2 separate regions of the Mus musculus genome follow, and region 2 is linked to region 1. A link is a loop called in an ENCODE intact Hi-C map of the cell type or tissue named here. Cell type or tissue: gastrocnemius. All regions are shown on one strand.

The links. Peaks named below come from ENCODE experiments on the same cell type or tissue, not always from the same donor. Only the 100,000 strongest peaks of a DNase experiment are listed, where the experiment ranks them.
Region 2: a loop joins it to region 1, with 6 times the contacts of the local background. A loop is called at or near these places in 3 of 42 quality-filtered maps.

The regions. Positions count from the first base shown.
Region 1 is chr16:13,443,096-13,451,095 of GRCm38, forward strand. It overlaps Gm32817 (predicted gene, 32817), which reads left to right and starts at 4,857. Exons shown (of 4, transcript NR_169006.1): 1 at 4,857-5,097. Gm53058 (predicted gene, 53058) reads left to right here and starts at 4,857. Exons shown (of 5, transcript NR_169187.1): 1 at 4,857-5,097. Mir193b (microRNA 193b) reads left to right here and starts at 6,428; the gene lies at 6,428-6,506. In gastrocnemius, a CTCF peak has its summit at 3,585 (motif pointing right); DNase peaks (open chromatin) are centred at 2,558, 3,594, 4,331, 4,889 and 1 more place; H3K4me3 peaks cover 3,577 bases; H3K27ac peaks cover 4,250 bases.
Region 2 is chr16:13,578,940-13,586,939 of GRCm38, forward strand. The region is part of intron 21 of Parn (poly(A)-specific ribonuclease (deadenylation nuclease)); the gene reads right to left. Among named protein-coding and RNA genes, the nearest start is that of 2310015D24Rik, 62 kb to the left of the region's middle. In gastrocnemius, a CTCF peak has its summit at 2,049 (motif pointing left); DNase peaks (open chromatin) are centred at 1,241 and 6,576; H3K27ac peaks cover 1,856 bases.

The DNA of each region.
Region 1 (8,000 bases):
CGTCTGGTCGCCCTGCCTCCATCTCTCATGCTGAGGCACTTACAATCATGTATCACCATGCTGGTTTATGTGGCGCTGGGGATGGATCCCAGGGCTTTATACATGCTTGGCAAGCACTCTACCCACAGCCTCAACATGCTCTGCTCCAAATGCCTCTTGCCCAGTGAGGCTGTGGCCCTTTAACTATCAAACCCTTTAGCCAGCTATTAAAAAAAAGAAAGAAAGAAAGAAAGAAAGAAAGAAAGAAAGAAAGAAAGAAAGAAAGAAAGAAAGAGAATAGAAAAGAAATAAAAACAAAAAACCACAAAACTGGACTTTGAAGAAAATATGAAATTTCCTGATTTAAAAATGTTGGCCTCTGAACCAAATGTATTGCTATTATTTTAGATGCTATTTGGGCCAAATGAATACATCCAGGTCATGTGGACCTGTGGGCAAGCTCTAGGCGAAGAAAAACAACAACAAAAACTTCTGAATCTAGCAGGCATTTATTTTTAAGTTGCTGTCTGTGTAAGAGTCAGGCGATGGCTCCAGTGGATTTCAAAGAAGAGTTCTGTTCCCATGGCAAAGTAGACCTTTCATTTCCATTTAGTCCAGACCTTCTTGTATCTTGCTTCCTTGCTCCTCTCCCTGCTCTTCCACTTCTTCCTCTTCCTCTTCCTCAGCTCCTCCTCCTCCTGTTCCTCCCCCTCCTCCACCACCTCCTCCTCCTTTGACTCCTGCTCCTTCTCCTGCTCTTCCACCTCCTCCTTCTCCTCTTCCTCCTCCTCCTGCTCCTGCTCCTTTAGCTCCTCCTACTGCTCCTCCTGCCCCTCCTTGTCCTCCTCCTCCTCCTGTTTTATCTTTTAGACAGGGTCTCACTATCTACCCTGACTAGCCTGGAGCTGGCATGTAGACTAGGCTTGCCTCAAGCTCATAGAGGTCCACCATGCTAAGTCAAACAGCTGGAGCTGCCACAACCACTCCCAGCTCAGTTTCTCGTCTTCCTTCCTTGTTTATTTTTTGTTGTTGTATGTGATGTTCTTTGTGGGTGTGTGGTGGTCTCTGTGTGTGTTCATGTGGGTGCACATGTGTTCATGTAGAGGCTACAGATCACTGCCAGTGTCTTCCTCAATGGCTTCTCACCTTGTATTGAGCCACATCTCTCACTGAAACTGGAGCATGCCCATTAAGTTAGTCTGAAAGGCAAGCCCCAAGGATTCTCTCACCTCTGCCTCCAGAGGTGTTACCTGCCACGCCCTGCTTTCCATGTAGGTGCTGAGGCAAACTAAGGCCTCCATATTGCATAGCAAACACTTTACCAACTGAACCACCTCTTCAGCCCTTGTATGTTTTTGATAGACACGGCATCCTTTGAGAAGAGGTCCTCACAGTGTAGCCAAGGTTAGTCTTGACTCTCCATGCTTCTGTTTCTGCTCCTCACACATTGGGATTACAGGTATATACCAACAAGCCTAGCTTCCTCTAGTGTGTTGACAGACGTTGGCACCGTGTCTAAAACTGTTAAGCATTCAATCTTCTTCCTCCTGGTGTCTCGGGGCAGGTCAGTCAGGTCACTCTTGTTCACCCACCCACATGCAAATGCTGCCTCTGCTTTGGCTCCAGTGGGTTTGGAAGTTGTCTTCATTAGGGTTCTACTGCTGTGAACAGACATCTTGACCAAGGCAACTCCTATAAGGGCCAACATTTATTTGGGGCTGGCTTACAGGTTCAGTCAATTAATATCAGGGCAGGAACATGGCAGCTTCCAGGCAGATGTGGGGCTGGAGGAGCTGAGAATTCCACATCTTGTTCCAAAGGTAAGTAGAAGACTGGCTTCCAGGAGGCTAGGATGAGGGTCTTAAAGCCCAAGCCCACAGTGATACACCTACTCCAACAAGGTCACACTTCCTAATAGTGCCACTCTCTGGGCCATGCATATTCAAACCACCACAGAAGTGGAATGCTGTGGATGCCAGGGACAGCTAACCACCCCTTACTTACTTAGGAAGGGAGCCTCCGTCACACTTTACAGCATACACTGGCATACCTGTTCCATATCACATGTGGCTGCTCACGACAATTGCTATAATTTATTGAGCACTTACTTTGTGCTTGATCTCTGCAAGGCTCCATGGAGATCATGCAATTTGATCCTTTCACAGCCCCAACATTGCCACTATGGGAACTGAAACTCAAGAGGACCAGAGCTCTGTACTCAGTTGTAGCTGGATCTCTGGTTTCTTTTATTGTAAAGCCATGCTCTCTGCCAGTTCTCTTAGCTTGCAGCATCACCCCCTAACAGGTGTCAATCATTGCCTCAGCCACCGGAAGCCTCAGGCCTCAGGCCAGAATCTCACCTGTCTGTCTGTCTGTCTGTCTGTCTGTCTGTCTGTCTACATGGGACCTCGAGTTCTAACCTCCTGGAAACTTTGACATTGCCACAAATGAAAGATCACCTTGATCTCACCCAGTCAGTCTCTCTCTCTTCCAGTGCCTTCCTCCCTTCTGCTCATTTTCCTAAACAAAGATAGCTGGAGCTCCATTGTGTGCCAGTGGGGCCTGGTGCCAGGGCTCCAGAGCTGGAGAGAATGGATGGCTGCCCCGAGGCTCACAGATGAATGGGGCGGGGGTGCTGATACAAGGATACAATGTAATGAGAGAAGAACACGAGCTCAAGGCTGAAGCAGAGAGAGAAGGCTGGACTTGGAAGCAAAGAGTATGTACCCGGTCAGAAGCTAGGGAAGGTGGTCCAGTGGACTGAGCATCCCCAACCTGGAGGAGTTGGTGCTAAACCTCATCCCCCACCCCCAGATCACACACACAGATCGTTTACTTGCATTCATAGGTCTCCTTGTCTCTACATACAGCCTGTGAACTACATATTGAACTCCCCAGAGGCTCTCTGGGCCTCAGTCTCCCCATCTGTAAAGTGGGAGTTAAGCCAATGGCGGTGATGCATGCATAGAAGAAAGAAGCCACTTTGTAGACCTTTGGGGGGCAGATTTAAAAGAGGCTTTCTATTAGGAGTACTTAACAAAACCACTACCTAGGAGTACTACTAGGAGTACTTAACAAAACCACTACTCATTACTTGTCCTAGGTTGCATTGCCTGGAGAAGACTGAGCTGAAATCAGGAAGAGAGAAGGTACCAGGTCAGTAGGAAAGAGAAATCGGGCAATGTGTGTGTGGCATGGGGGAGGCCCCAGTCTGCTCTGTAGCTGAGCGACTCTCCTGCCATGCAGTGCCAGCTCAGGGTCTTGTTAAGGATGACCATGTTCTCTGTCTGTGGATGATGCTCAATATTCAACTCCAATTCAGGCTCTGCCGGAAACCAAGGGGTTAGCTGGTTAGATTGGTTAGATGCAGGAGGCAAAATAGACTCTGGTGGGGCAAGCAGGCTTCACCACTGAACGGGAAGGCCTGGCTTTTCTCAATCAGGCTTACAGTCTAAATGGCAGAGCGGTACCACTAAAGCAAAGGGAGAGGGGGCTACACGCGCGCGCGCGCACACACACACACACACACCTTGCACTCTCCCACTTCCCGTGGAATCAAGACTCTGGATTGGTGGATGTGCTCTTCTGAATGTGACAACAGTTGGCCAACAGAGGACAGCAGATACATTTTTTATGATCCCGGGAAGCTCAGTCCGGTCACGTTTTCACGCATAGAGCATAGGCTCTGGAGAGGAACAAGGCATGTCTTAGTTATTCGGATCCTCTTTGGCCAAGAAGAGTGATGGCATCTCTGACGATTCTGGGGGTCCTTGGAGAGGAGTGTGGAATGGTGATTTCAGGAGCCAGTTGAGTTAGGGAAAGCTCCCTTATGTTGAAACCAAAAGTACATTTTGGGGGACAGGGTGACAGAACCAGAGGCCATGACCTTCCTTTCCAGTGGAAAGTGTCCCCTTCCTGCCCCAGCCCTATTTCCAGAGCCTGGGGCTGCAAGAGTACCGGTGGACTCGGAAGGAGAAAGCTCAACCTTATGTTTAGGTGTGAAGGCGGGTGGGTTTGGGAGTAACTCTCCGGAACTGAGTGGAGCGGGTCCCTGACATTTAGATTGGGGGTCTTCCAAGGGACTTCGGTCGCCCCATGAAGAGATTTAAGACAGACAAGGAATGGGCGGAAGAGCTGGGGGCGCGGCTAGCTGCCTCTCCTGCTTGTGTGTGTGCGTGTGTGTGTGTGTGTGTGTGTGTGTGTGTGTGTGTGTGTGTGTTGGAGGAAAGTTGGGGGAAGGGCCCAAGGCGATCCCTGCGGCAGGCACCGGGAGTTCCCAAAAGAAGGGGGCAGACCGGAAGACGAGTCTGAATCTTAAGTGGATGCTCCCCCATTTCGGGCACCCCGGCTGCTTCCACCTCCAGCTCACCGATCCCTGGAATCCTGCCTGCTCCCTACTTCACCACCCCCAATCTCCCAGAGGGAGGCACAGTGGCAGTTTCGTCTCTTGGCACATTAAAAGTGGAGAGTCTTCTCCCTCCCCTAGTATGGGGAACCCTAGGATCTGTTGTGTCCCTCTCCGCAGCCCCTCGCAACGGTCGCAAGTGACATGGCCGGGCCGCATTTCTAGGAATGCGAGTGACCGCAACTGTATCTGGAGAGGGTTTCTAGGAAGGTATTCCCCACCCACCCACCCAGCCACCCCCACCCACCCAGTCACTGGGGCGGGCGAGCTCCGCTGGAAAGCTCTAGCCTTCTCCACGGCCGGCCTGAGGAGCCGCCTCCCTAGCACGGCCAACCCTCGGCCGTCCCTGCCCCCGCCCCCGGCCGGCCACTGGACTGGGGGGAGGGGGCAGGGGCCAGGCCCCGTGGGGGGGCGGGGGCCGCCCGGGTGGGGGCGCGGCTTTGTGGCGGGTGCGGAGGCGGGGTGCAGCCCCGTGGGCACCGTGCGCTGCTCGAGCTTGCAGGAAAGCCTGTCTCTCCGAGTGTGGCTGGGGAGGGGGCTGGGTTTCTTTTTGTTTCTAGAAGTCCCCTTCACCCTCGTTTGCCCCCGCGTACCGCCGAGAGGATCGCGTGGAATGGCTGCAGGGCTCCAGGGCGCACCCCACCCCACGCACGCCCTCTGGGGCGCCAGAAGGCGCGGCCCCGGGGGGATCCCTGTTCCCAGGAGGAAGCGCGGTGAGTGTCCCAGCTCTTCCTGCACAGCTCCCTGCCTCGGGCTGGGGCAGGAAGCCGGGCAGGTGGGTGTCCAGGCCCTGGGGCGTGGGGTGCGGGGCGGCTGTCTGCCGGGCTGGGTGGGTGGGGGCCCGAGAGGGGAGGTAGCGGTGGGGGCTCGGGCTCGACTCTTCCCGGGACCCAGCTTGTCTGGGCTGCTACCACCCTGACGGCTGCAGACATGATCCCCACCCGAGCCCCTTTCCCAATGGGGCGTGTGTGAGACCAGGAGGTGGGACAGGGACAAGGCGGCTCCGACTTCCCTAGTGCTAGCTAGGGCTTGGAGATGAACCAGGAGGTAGAAAAATCAACCACCCCGCCCCCACTCCGGAAAACCCATTCGAGAAACTGACTCGCTGCGTGACCCCGATATCAATGCCGCGCAGAGCAAAAGCTGCTGGCTCGCTGCCGCGCCCGACACTCCACGTGCGTCCCGAGGCCCGGCTGGCAGGGCGCGCTAGGGGCCGGTCCCCGAGAGTCTGAAGCAGCTTACTACCTTCCCCTAAATAAAGTTAGGGGACCCCCTCCCTCTAGGAGCAGTTGGCTTTGGCTCTTTGGCTGTAGCCTAGCCGGACTAGTGTAAAATAAATAGATTAAAACTAGGTTTTAGGGTGAGGATCCGGATGTCTGGGACTGAGACGACACCAAGTTGGGGGTGATTAGGAAAAAGATATTTGATTCAGGTCGGGAGGGTGACGGTTCTGGTTTTTCTTGCTTCCAGTCCCACTAAGGGGAGCGGAGGAATGTGCCATTCACGTCTTCTGAGGACACATCCATATTTATAATTTATTTTTAGGAGAAGTTGTGAAAAAGGGAGGGGGCTAAAATGGGGAGAAAAGGTGTGCTTGCAGCGGTGTCCTCTTGGGAACCCAAAGCCTAATTAAGCTATTAAAGATGGAAATAATTTCTCCCAATCTGGATTGAACAGCAAATTTGACTTTAATGAGACAATTAAGAGTATAAACGGAACTTTATTTAGCTGGAGGTGGATGGGGTGGGGTGTTTGAGATTTATGCTTGGTAAAAGGACTTTTCGAGAACCCTGGTATTTGCTGGAATGTTTTCAGACTTGATCATGTGGGATGAATGGCAGAGTTAGACACAGTATCTCCCTCCACAGTGACTCCCTGGCTTTGGGGGGGGGGTGCAGATGAACCTCCCTACAGCAGGAAGAGGTAGGCATTTTTAGTTACTCTGCCTTCTTCCAAACCCTGTCTCTAGGGCAAGGCTGCCCGGAGCTGGGAACTGCGAACCCCAGAGGGGCTCACTTCAGAGAAGAGGCTCTGGAGGCGGTGGGCCCAGAATCGGGGTTTTGAGGGCGAGATGAGTTTGTGTTTTATCCAACTGGCCCACAAAGTCCCGCTTTTGGGGTCATCCTAACAGCAAAGGATTCAGGCCTTGGCAGCGCTGGAGGGAGAACAGTGACCCAACACACCCCAGGCTACCGATCTGAAACTAAAACCTTTAGAGGCAAAGGAAAGCTGTCTCATTCCGTCAAAGGGAAGGGGGTTTTGGAGCGGGAGGAGTTGGGAGGGTATTCTTATCTAGCTCCGTGCCAAATTCTCGGAACAAACCTACCGCGGCCCCTCTTCTTGAGAGGCAAAAAGATAGCAGAAGGGGGCAGCTCAGGTTCTACACACATACATCCCCGAAAGGCTTCCTGAGGCCTTTCAGCGAATGAGACCAGAAGGAAACTGTCAACTATGTGTTTCCCAAGGTGGAACCCTTAAACATCACCGAGATCATAAACTGTAATGCTATGCATAGGACTCCAGCTTCCATCTGTCAAAGGAGCAAGCAGCCGGCTCTTTGTTTCCACCTAGACTTAAGGATTTGTAATTCTTTCCTCAGTGTTGTACAAAGCATTGTATAAGAAAGTCTGGACAATGAGTTCAAGAGGCATGCAAGCAAATGCCCCTCTCAGGACATTCAGTCACCTGAATGACAACAGACACACACATTCCATATATGCACCCACACACTCTGGGCCAGCCATTTGCAAACTTGAATTTGAATTTAAGTGTTCACAGCAGGGGATAGAATGCCTCAGGTGACTTTGAACTGAATCCTTGGTACCAGATTGAGTGATTTGCTCTAGGTGGCACATGGACACACAGGTGACATTTGTCCTGCTTTGGCACACAAGAAAAGTTCTTTACTTTCACAGTTCCCTGTTTTCCTTACGCGACACAATGAGCCCACACTAATTCCAGGAGCCCACAGTGGTGCTGCGGCTCACCTGTGGGCGATGGCCACAGGGTGAGCTGTGTTTGTGCTTTGGGGACTCACCACCTTGAACTGGCTGCCAGATCCCTCTACTCTGCTAGATAATGTCACCAAATCAGTCTTTAATGATACTTGGACAAATAGAGTGCTTTCTGTGAATTAACGAGCCCAGAGCACCCGATGACATGCTCAGATCATGAGCTGTCATGGAGCAGAGGAAGCTGAAGGTGAAAATTACGGAACTGTTAAAGTGCAGAAAGTCAAGCTGAATTCAGTGTTAAATGTGAACCAATCCCTGCTTTCAAGGTGAGCATGCCCAAAACACAGGGCAGTGTTTACATTCAGCCCTCTGGGTCCACACATGTAATTATGAATATATTTAGCAAACTCCCCCCCCCCATGCCCTCCCCCCAGCCAGAGTTTACAAGCAGGTAAAGTAGCATGGTGAGATTATAAATCAGTGAGAGGTCACAGTCATGACGTCAGCAAAGCAGCGAGAGTCTTTTCACGTCCTCAGCTGCCACCCGCTTCCCTCCCCTGCCAATAAGAGAAAGAAAAAAAAAATCGACAAGGAACTGTTGAATACTCTGAATACATTTAGGCTTTTCTCCCCTGGCCTGTGTGTGTGAAATCTCATTAAGC
Region 2 (8,000 bases), 140 kb after region 1:
GGTATTTATATGTAGAAGTAGCATGGTTATCACAAATTGAACACAAGCTCTCCCATCACTTTTCACTGTATAGATATAGATAGATACATTTGTCAGCATCAAAACGATAATCTCCAATCTTTTATAGAATTTAAAATTTACTGTTGGAATATATTGTTGACAATAATTTATTATTCTGAGACTATAAAATGTTTTTTAAAAAGAACTAAGGTAAAAATTTAGATAAACTAATTAAAAAGAAATAAAATTGTTCAGAAATAAGTAAGACAAAGACCAGGAACAGTAATACTTACCTATAATTCCAGTTGTCTGTGGGGCTGAGATAGGAGAATCTCCAGTTTAAGGCTAGTCTGGGATATAGAGTAAGACTGTTTCAAAACAAGAAACCTCTGATGTATGTACTATACTAGCCAGACAGGCCAGGCCCCAGACTAGGCTCACTTCGCTGATCCCAGAAGGAATACACAGTACACTCAAGAGCTTCTATTCTATGTTTTGGGCTGGCAAAAAATGGCTCAGCTGATAAAGGCATTTGCTACCAAGTCTGCTTAGCCGACTTTGATCCCTAGGACCCACATGGAAGAGAGAACAGACCCTTGCAAGTTGTTCTCTGTATACACACAATAGCACTTGGGGAGCCTCCATGGAAATAAATAATTTTAAGAACTATTTACTGTGCACAGCACTGAGCTGCCACTGTCATGTCCCCGGGGGGGGGGGGGGGGGGAGCCTGGGAAAGGGGCACTGCAGGAGGGCTGCAAGCACAGAGGTCAAGAGCCACGCCTGGGGAGCAGGCAGGGCAACCAGCACTGAGGGCAGGGGGTTGTGCAGTGTCTGGAGCTTTCTTGGAATTCCCCACCCCCCAACACACACACACACACACAGAGAGAGAGAGAGAGAGAGAGAGAGAGAGAGAGAGAGAGAGAGATGCTATATTTATGGTACTTCAGAAACCTTGAACCAGATCAAATAACTTGTTGAAATAAGTATTTGGATGTAAAAGCTGTTTGGGCAAATTAACATACTTGCATGACACACAGCAGTTTGGAACAGCACTTTAACACATGACTGTGTGATAGAGAAATGAGGAGGATGTCAAACAGAGCTGTGAGTGTGTGTAGGGAGAAGCAGAAGTATAGGTACAGGGGCACAGGCACAGCAGACAAAGGAGCCTGTACCTGCTGAGGATGGCCAGTCCTCAGGCGCTGGAAGCTCAGGCCACTAGCAGGCCTACCTTGGCCCACTGCCACCTGCTAGGCCAGTGCTACTACTAGGCATGCAGGCCTGGCCCTTGGTAGAGCTGCTACTGCTGTCTCTCTTGATGCTCTGCCTGCAGGGTGGCATGGTGGGCAGAGTGGGTGGTATACAATAGCATGGAGCTCTAATGGGGGAAAAATGCTGAAGTGTAGCTTCTCACAGTTGATGGCTTCTAGCAGGTGGTAGGGGTGGGAAAAAGTCAGTTTTCTTTAAGAGGCTGCCCACTCAGCATTTGACCATACTCCAGTGAGTATGGGCAACACAAATTGGACTTGGTGAAAGGGACGGGGGTAGGAGAATAGACCTGGGAGGAATGGAGCATTGCATGAAATTCCTAAATAATAAAAATATTATGTTGGGGAAAAAGATTTACTAAATTAGTCCTTCACTTGACCCTCAGTACTCTATACTTACCTATCATGTATAATCTCTAGATTAGATTAAAAAACAAAACAAAACTTACGTTGGAGACGGAGAAAAGCTTTTATTTATTGCAAATGTGGCTTACTGCTTGATCAACTAATACTTTTTCCCTTGGCCATGAATAAACCTATCACACCTCTCAATGTTATGACAAACAATAACAATTCAATTCCCAATCTACTTTCATGTGAAAAAGAGATTTGAGCGATGCATATTTTAAATCTAAATCCCACCCAACACATAAACATAGACCTCAAGTAGAAGGCAGTCATGACACTAACTCTCACCATGGTTAGCATTTCATATCCACAAGGTGTACGGCATGGCTAGCCACCTGGAAGAAATGCAGACCCCAGCTCTCTAACTCCATCTGCTGGTAGGGCAGGGAAAGGGCCTCTGTAACCCGGTCAGATGACAGAGCAACAGCAGACTACATAAGGAGTTTGACCAAACAAATTAAACTGAGAAGTACCAAAAGAAGAGAGAGAGAGAGATTGATTAAGCTTTATGATTACAATTAAAGAAAAAGAAATCAGAGATGCTTTTTAAATTTCTTGAATTATTTAATTGAAATTTATGATTGCTCTCTTTTAAAAAAAAATCAGAGATGCAAAGAGAAAGACAATTACTTAGTGAACATGACAAACAGGGGAACCCAGAGTCAGCTGCTCCTTTTTGCCTATGATCGAGGCTGGCTTTGAGTCCTCAACCCTTATGCCATAGTTTCCCAAGTGCTGGCATACAATCATTATAGTCCTGTGGCACCATGTCTGACTGTACTGGGTTTGTTGACTTATCATTCTGCTTTTCCAAAACCCACAGAAACTCTGTGCTATAAATCTACATCCTGGTTTGCTGGCACACATATGGAATCCTAGTATTTGGGAAAGGCAAAGCAGAAGGACCAGAAGTTCAAAGCCAGTGGCTATGCAGTGAGTTCAAGACCAGCCTGGGCTATGTGATAGCCTGTCAAAAAAAAAAAAAAAAAAAAAGACAAAACCAAAACCAAAACAAACTGGGTGGTGGGAAGGTGGGAAGGATCACCAATGTCAAAGGTTCTGAATATTGCCTAAACCATAGGATTGCCCAATAAAAGCCATTTCTGAATCATCACCCTTTAAAGAGTCCTGTAGTCAAAATTCCCACTCTCCTATTATCTTTAATGCTCACAGCCTAAATGTATGTCATGAACTAGCACAGATGATCAAGCCAAGGTCTCACTGTGTCTGGAAGGTCAAGGACAAGAGGTCTGCTCTATGAACCCTTAATATGTGCTGCTTCCACACAGGATAAGGAAAAGATCTAGACAGCTAAGAAACCCAAAACCACATTCTATGTGACACTTCTGTAAAGTAACAACAAAAACAGCCTGCAAGGATAGGTCAGGGGAAGTCTTTCTAGTGTGCGTAAGGTCTTCAGTCTGACCCCTAGGATTGACCAAGGAAAGAAAAAGTTATGTGGAAAGTATTCAAGAAGTCTATGGATCTCTACAGTCTCCAGAGAATAACTAATAAACAACAAATCATACACAATATTATTTTGAGTCATTGAACTGAAATAAAGACAAAGTATGAGATAAAATAGAGCCAAAAACATGAGCCAAAAATCTCTTTGGCTCTTTTTGGCCTACTGAATTATGAGAGCTAGAGGATTCAAGTGGAAATCTCTGTGCCTAAAAGGCTCAGGGCAGCTAAACTAAAGTACAAGTAATTCTGAGAGCCTTAGAGTTGAAAAGTGAGTGAGATTGCCCCTGTTCCAGAAAGCTGTACATTAAAAAGCTACTAGTCATATACAGAACCTGAGGGTAGGGACTGTCATTTGGCTGAAGACTTGACTGCCAGGCTCTGCCAAGCATGAGAATCCGTCATACCCTGCCCAGTCTCAGATTAGCACAGCTACAGTTTTAGATTGTTTTAAAAAGAAGTGACATTCTGGGGGATGCCCACAGAAATACTCACCAGTCAATACGCTATAGTCCACGATATGCTTCAAGAAAGAAAAAATAAGGGAGGGAAAATGGGAATATAGAAAATGTCTAGGTTAGCCCAAAAGTAGGCCAAGAAGGAGTTAACATAGCAACCATTACATCTTTTTTAAGTGGAGTTTTAAAATACAGCCATGATAGACATGGACAGACAGCTTAGCCAGTAAAGGTTTCGCCTTGTGTCTTAGTGCTCTATTGCTGTGACAAGAAATCATGACCATGGCAACACTTATAAAAGAAAAATGTAATTGGGGCTGACTTACAGGTTAGGAGATTTAGTCCATTATCATGGTGTGAAGCATGGCAGCACACAGGTAGACATGATGCTAGAGAAGGAGCCAAAAGATCTAAATCTGGATTGACAGGAAGAGAGAGACACTGGGCCTGGCTTAAGCATTTGAAACCTTGAAGCTCACCCCTAAGTGATATATTTCCTTCCACAAGACCACATCCCCTACCTAATCTTTTTAAACAGTGCCACTTTCTTATGAGAAGCATTCAAATATATGAGCCTATGGGAGACCATTTTCATTCAAACTACCACAGCTCCTGAGCATGAAGACTTGAGTTCAACCACCAAACCCCACTCTAAGTTTTTTTCAGAATTATCTCTTTTTATTTTAAGTGTATGGGTATTTTCCATTAGCTTATGTCTGTGTACCCCATGCACACAGTGCCTGTGGAGATCAGAAGAGGATGTTGGACCCTCTGGAACTAGAGTTACAGTAGGTTACATCCTGCCACATGGGTACTGGGAATCAAGTCTAGGTTTTCTACAAGAGCAACAAGTGCTCTTGAATGGGGAACCATCTCTCTAGCCCCGAACCCCCCCCTTTTTTTTTTTTGAGACAGGGTTTCTCTGTGTAGCCCTAGCTGTCCTGGAACTCACTTTGTAGACCAGGCTGGCCTCGAACTCAGAAATCCGCCTGCCTCTGCCTCCCGAGTGCTGGGATTAAAGGCATGCGCCACCATGCCCAGCTCCGAAAATCCATTTTTAAAAAGCAGGATGTGGGTGCTGGAAAGACAGCTCAGAGGTTAAGAAACTGTTCTTTTCCAGAGAAGCTGGGTTCAGTTCCCAACACCCACATGGTGGCTCACAGCTGTCTGTAACTCTAGACTCGCACACAGACAAAACATCAGTGCACATAAGGAACAAAAGCTGGGTGTGGTAGTGGGCACTTGCAATCCCAGGACTGGTGAGGCCAATATTCCTTACAAACAAAATATACAACCATGTATACTGCCTGACACTTTGTACCCTGAGAGAAATTCCATTCAGGGTTGTCCCAGAAAGTGGTTGTAATACTGTAGTTCTCTACTTCTGGGTGCTGGTGCCTGCATAAGGTGCAGAACCATGAATAAACCAGGCCTCAGTCCTCGGTCTTCTCTTCCTCCGTCAACCGGTCATAAGGCACGCCCCCATGAGGCTAGAGGTGCACACTTGGCAACAGATGGCATTGTAATAGTAGGAACCATTTACATGGGCAGCTTCTTCATGTAACTTGCTTATGCTTTCAGGACCTGCTCGGGCATGATCACGTGTATACCACTTCTATTTGATAACAGATTGCTGCTGTACATGTCCTGCATCATGACTTGTTGGGTCAGAAACATCCAGCTCATGATGGGCAGCTCAGGTCTAATGGTAACTCGGTGGCCCACTGTCCAAAGTTCAATTTCCATAAAAGCCCAACAGCAAGCCAAAAGCTGTCTTTCGAAGGGAGGATCATTGTATGCAGATGATATAGAGCCTTGCTGCAAAAGCCCAAAGGTCTCTTCTGTGATTCACCTATAGAGGCCTGCAAAGGCTCCAAACAGCATCCCTATCTGCCACTGCCACTTCAAGGACTACCAGATCTAAGGGCTCATATGTTCCAAGTGGTAGAACAGCCTGCACGGCAGCTTAGACCTATTGAAGAGCCTTCTCCTGTTCCACACAAAGCTAGTAGCTTTCTGAGTCTCTTGGTATATGGGCAGGAGTAGCACACCCAAGTGAAGAATGTGCTGTCTCCAGAATGCAAATAGACCCAGTAAATGTCGTTGCTTCTTTCTTGGTGGTGGGAGACACCAGGTGCAATAACATCCTTCACCTTAGAAGGAACATCTCTGCATGCCCCATGCAACTGGACTCCTAAGATTTTCACTGAGGTAGATGGTCCTTGAATTTTGGTTGGATTTATTTCCCATCCTCTGATATGCATATGTGTTACCAATCAGTTCAGAGCAGTTGCTTCTTCCTGTTTCCTTGACCCAATTAGCATAATGCTGCCTACATAGTACACCAATGTGATATTTTATGGAAGAGACAGATGATCAAGATTTCTTCTAACTTAGACACAGGCCTGGAGAGTTAATATATCCTTGAGGCAAAACTGTGAAGGTATACTGCTAGCCCTGCCAACTGAGAGCCAATTATTTCCAGATACCTAGAAAAGGGCATTTGCTAGAGCAGTAGTTGCATCTCAAATACCACCACCAGCTCTGCACAGGTGAGAATTTATCGATCTTGAAACTACAAAAAATACGGTGAATTAGCAAGTACAGAATGTGTGAATTGTGAAGGCAGACTGTGTTCACTACACCACGTTCAAACCAACTTTCCAAACTATGTCTGAGAATAGCTCCACAAACGCAAGGAGCCCAGGCTCACCTGCTAGTCGGCTCTATAAGTGTGGCATCAGGCTTCTGTTCTGTCTTGTTTTTGCAATCCTAGGGATGGAGCCAGGAAGACATATGATGGTCACGCTCCTCCTATTACTTCTGAGACTTCCTGCCACAGAAAGCTCTCGTCAGCAGTCGGAGCTGCTGGAACCCCCTGCACTGCTAAGAGGTTGTTTCACGTGGCAGCCCAGCTGCTGGATGTCTCGGCAAGGAAAGCAAACTCGAGTCAGTCTGACAGAAGGTCTGTCTCACCCAAACCCCGGAAGTCACTTTAAAGCAGCCCTGAGCCAGGGCCAGGCCAGGGGGCTTCTCCAGGTCCACACTCAGAAGTCTGGTTCCACAAATGTGTGTAGATCTGTCTGCTGCCAAAGCCGGAAATGCTGTTAGGCCACATTACTGAGCATTGATAAGCATTTATTTTTGTTTGTTTGTTTGTTTTGTTTTTTGTTTTTCGAGACAGGGTTTCTCTGTGTAGCCCTGGCTGTCCTGGAACTCACTTTGTAGACCAGGCTGGCCTTGAACTCAGAAATCCGCCTGACTATGCCTCCTGAGTGCTGAGATTAAAGGCGTGTGCCACCATGCCCGGCTGATAAGCATTTATTTAAGTGAAATATTTTACTGGAACTTGGACAGGCGGGTGGCTACCAGCATGGCATGCCACCTTCTGGTTGATGAGGTAGAATTAGGACATAGGAAGCTACATTTGGAGTGAGCGGCCATTTGTGGTTTGACAACCCAGAGGGACATCAAACTAAAATATTTAAGTTTCCATAACAAAGAAAGAACATTTTCAGTAAGAAAAACAGCTTCTAAGACCAATTATGAAACAAAAAGTCTTCTTTCTAAGTCACTACAACTTTCTACTGGCTTTTGACAATACCAGGCCACACCTCACCCCAGCCAAAGTCAGAGGAAGGGGATTCCTCTGCAGGCCGATGGAGCCATGCCCACACCCTAGAATGTAAACTGTTCTCTGCTGCTCACATTCACAGCCCATGTTTCATGAGAGCACCCATCAAGTCAATTGGTCTCTCCTGAGCCTTGTCAGCACTTGAGATTTTCTCAGTGAGAGCATCAGGGGGCTCTCCAACACTAGGCTCTACAGTTCAGTAGCCAGGATGGTTCCTGGGCCTGAGGTCCAAAGGGGGCTTCCTACTACAACTGATGCCACTCCTTACAGGAGTCCAACTGAGAGACTCCCACACCACACACAGTAAGTGAGGAGACTCCTCCTGTCCCCTAGCAGAGATCCAGGTAGCTGCTTTCTAGGCCAGCCCTCTTCCAGGCAGTGATCACCCACTTGCCCAAAGACCCTTGATTATCAGGCTCCTCCTAAATCTATCCATCAGTCATGTCCTGCATTAGTCCCCAAGGGAGTCCTCCTAAATCTATCCACCAATCGTGTCCTGCATTAGTCCCCAAGGGAGTCCTCCTAAATCTATCCATCAGTCATGTCCTGCATTAGTCCCCAAGGGAGTCCTCCTAAATCTACCCACCAATCGTGTCCTGCATTAGTCCCCAAGGGAGTCCTCCTAAATCTACCCACCAATCGTGTCCTGCATTAGTCCCCAAGGGAGTCCTCCTAAATCTACCCACCAATCGTGTCCTGCATTAGTCCCCAAGGGAGTCCTCCTAAATCTACCCACCAATCGTGTCCTGCATTAGTCCCCAAGGG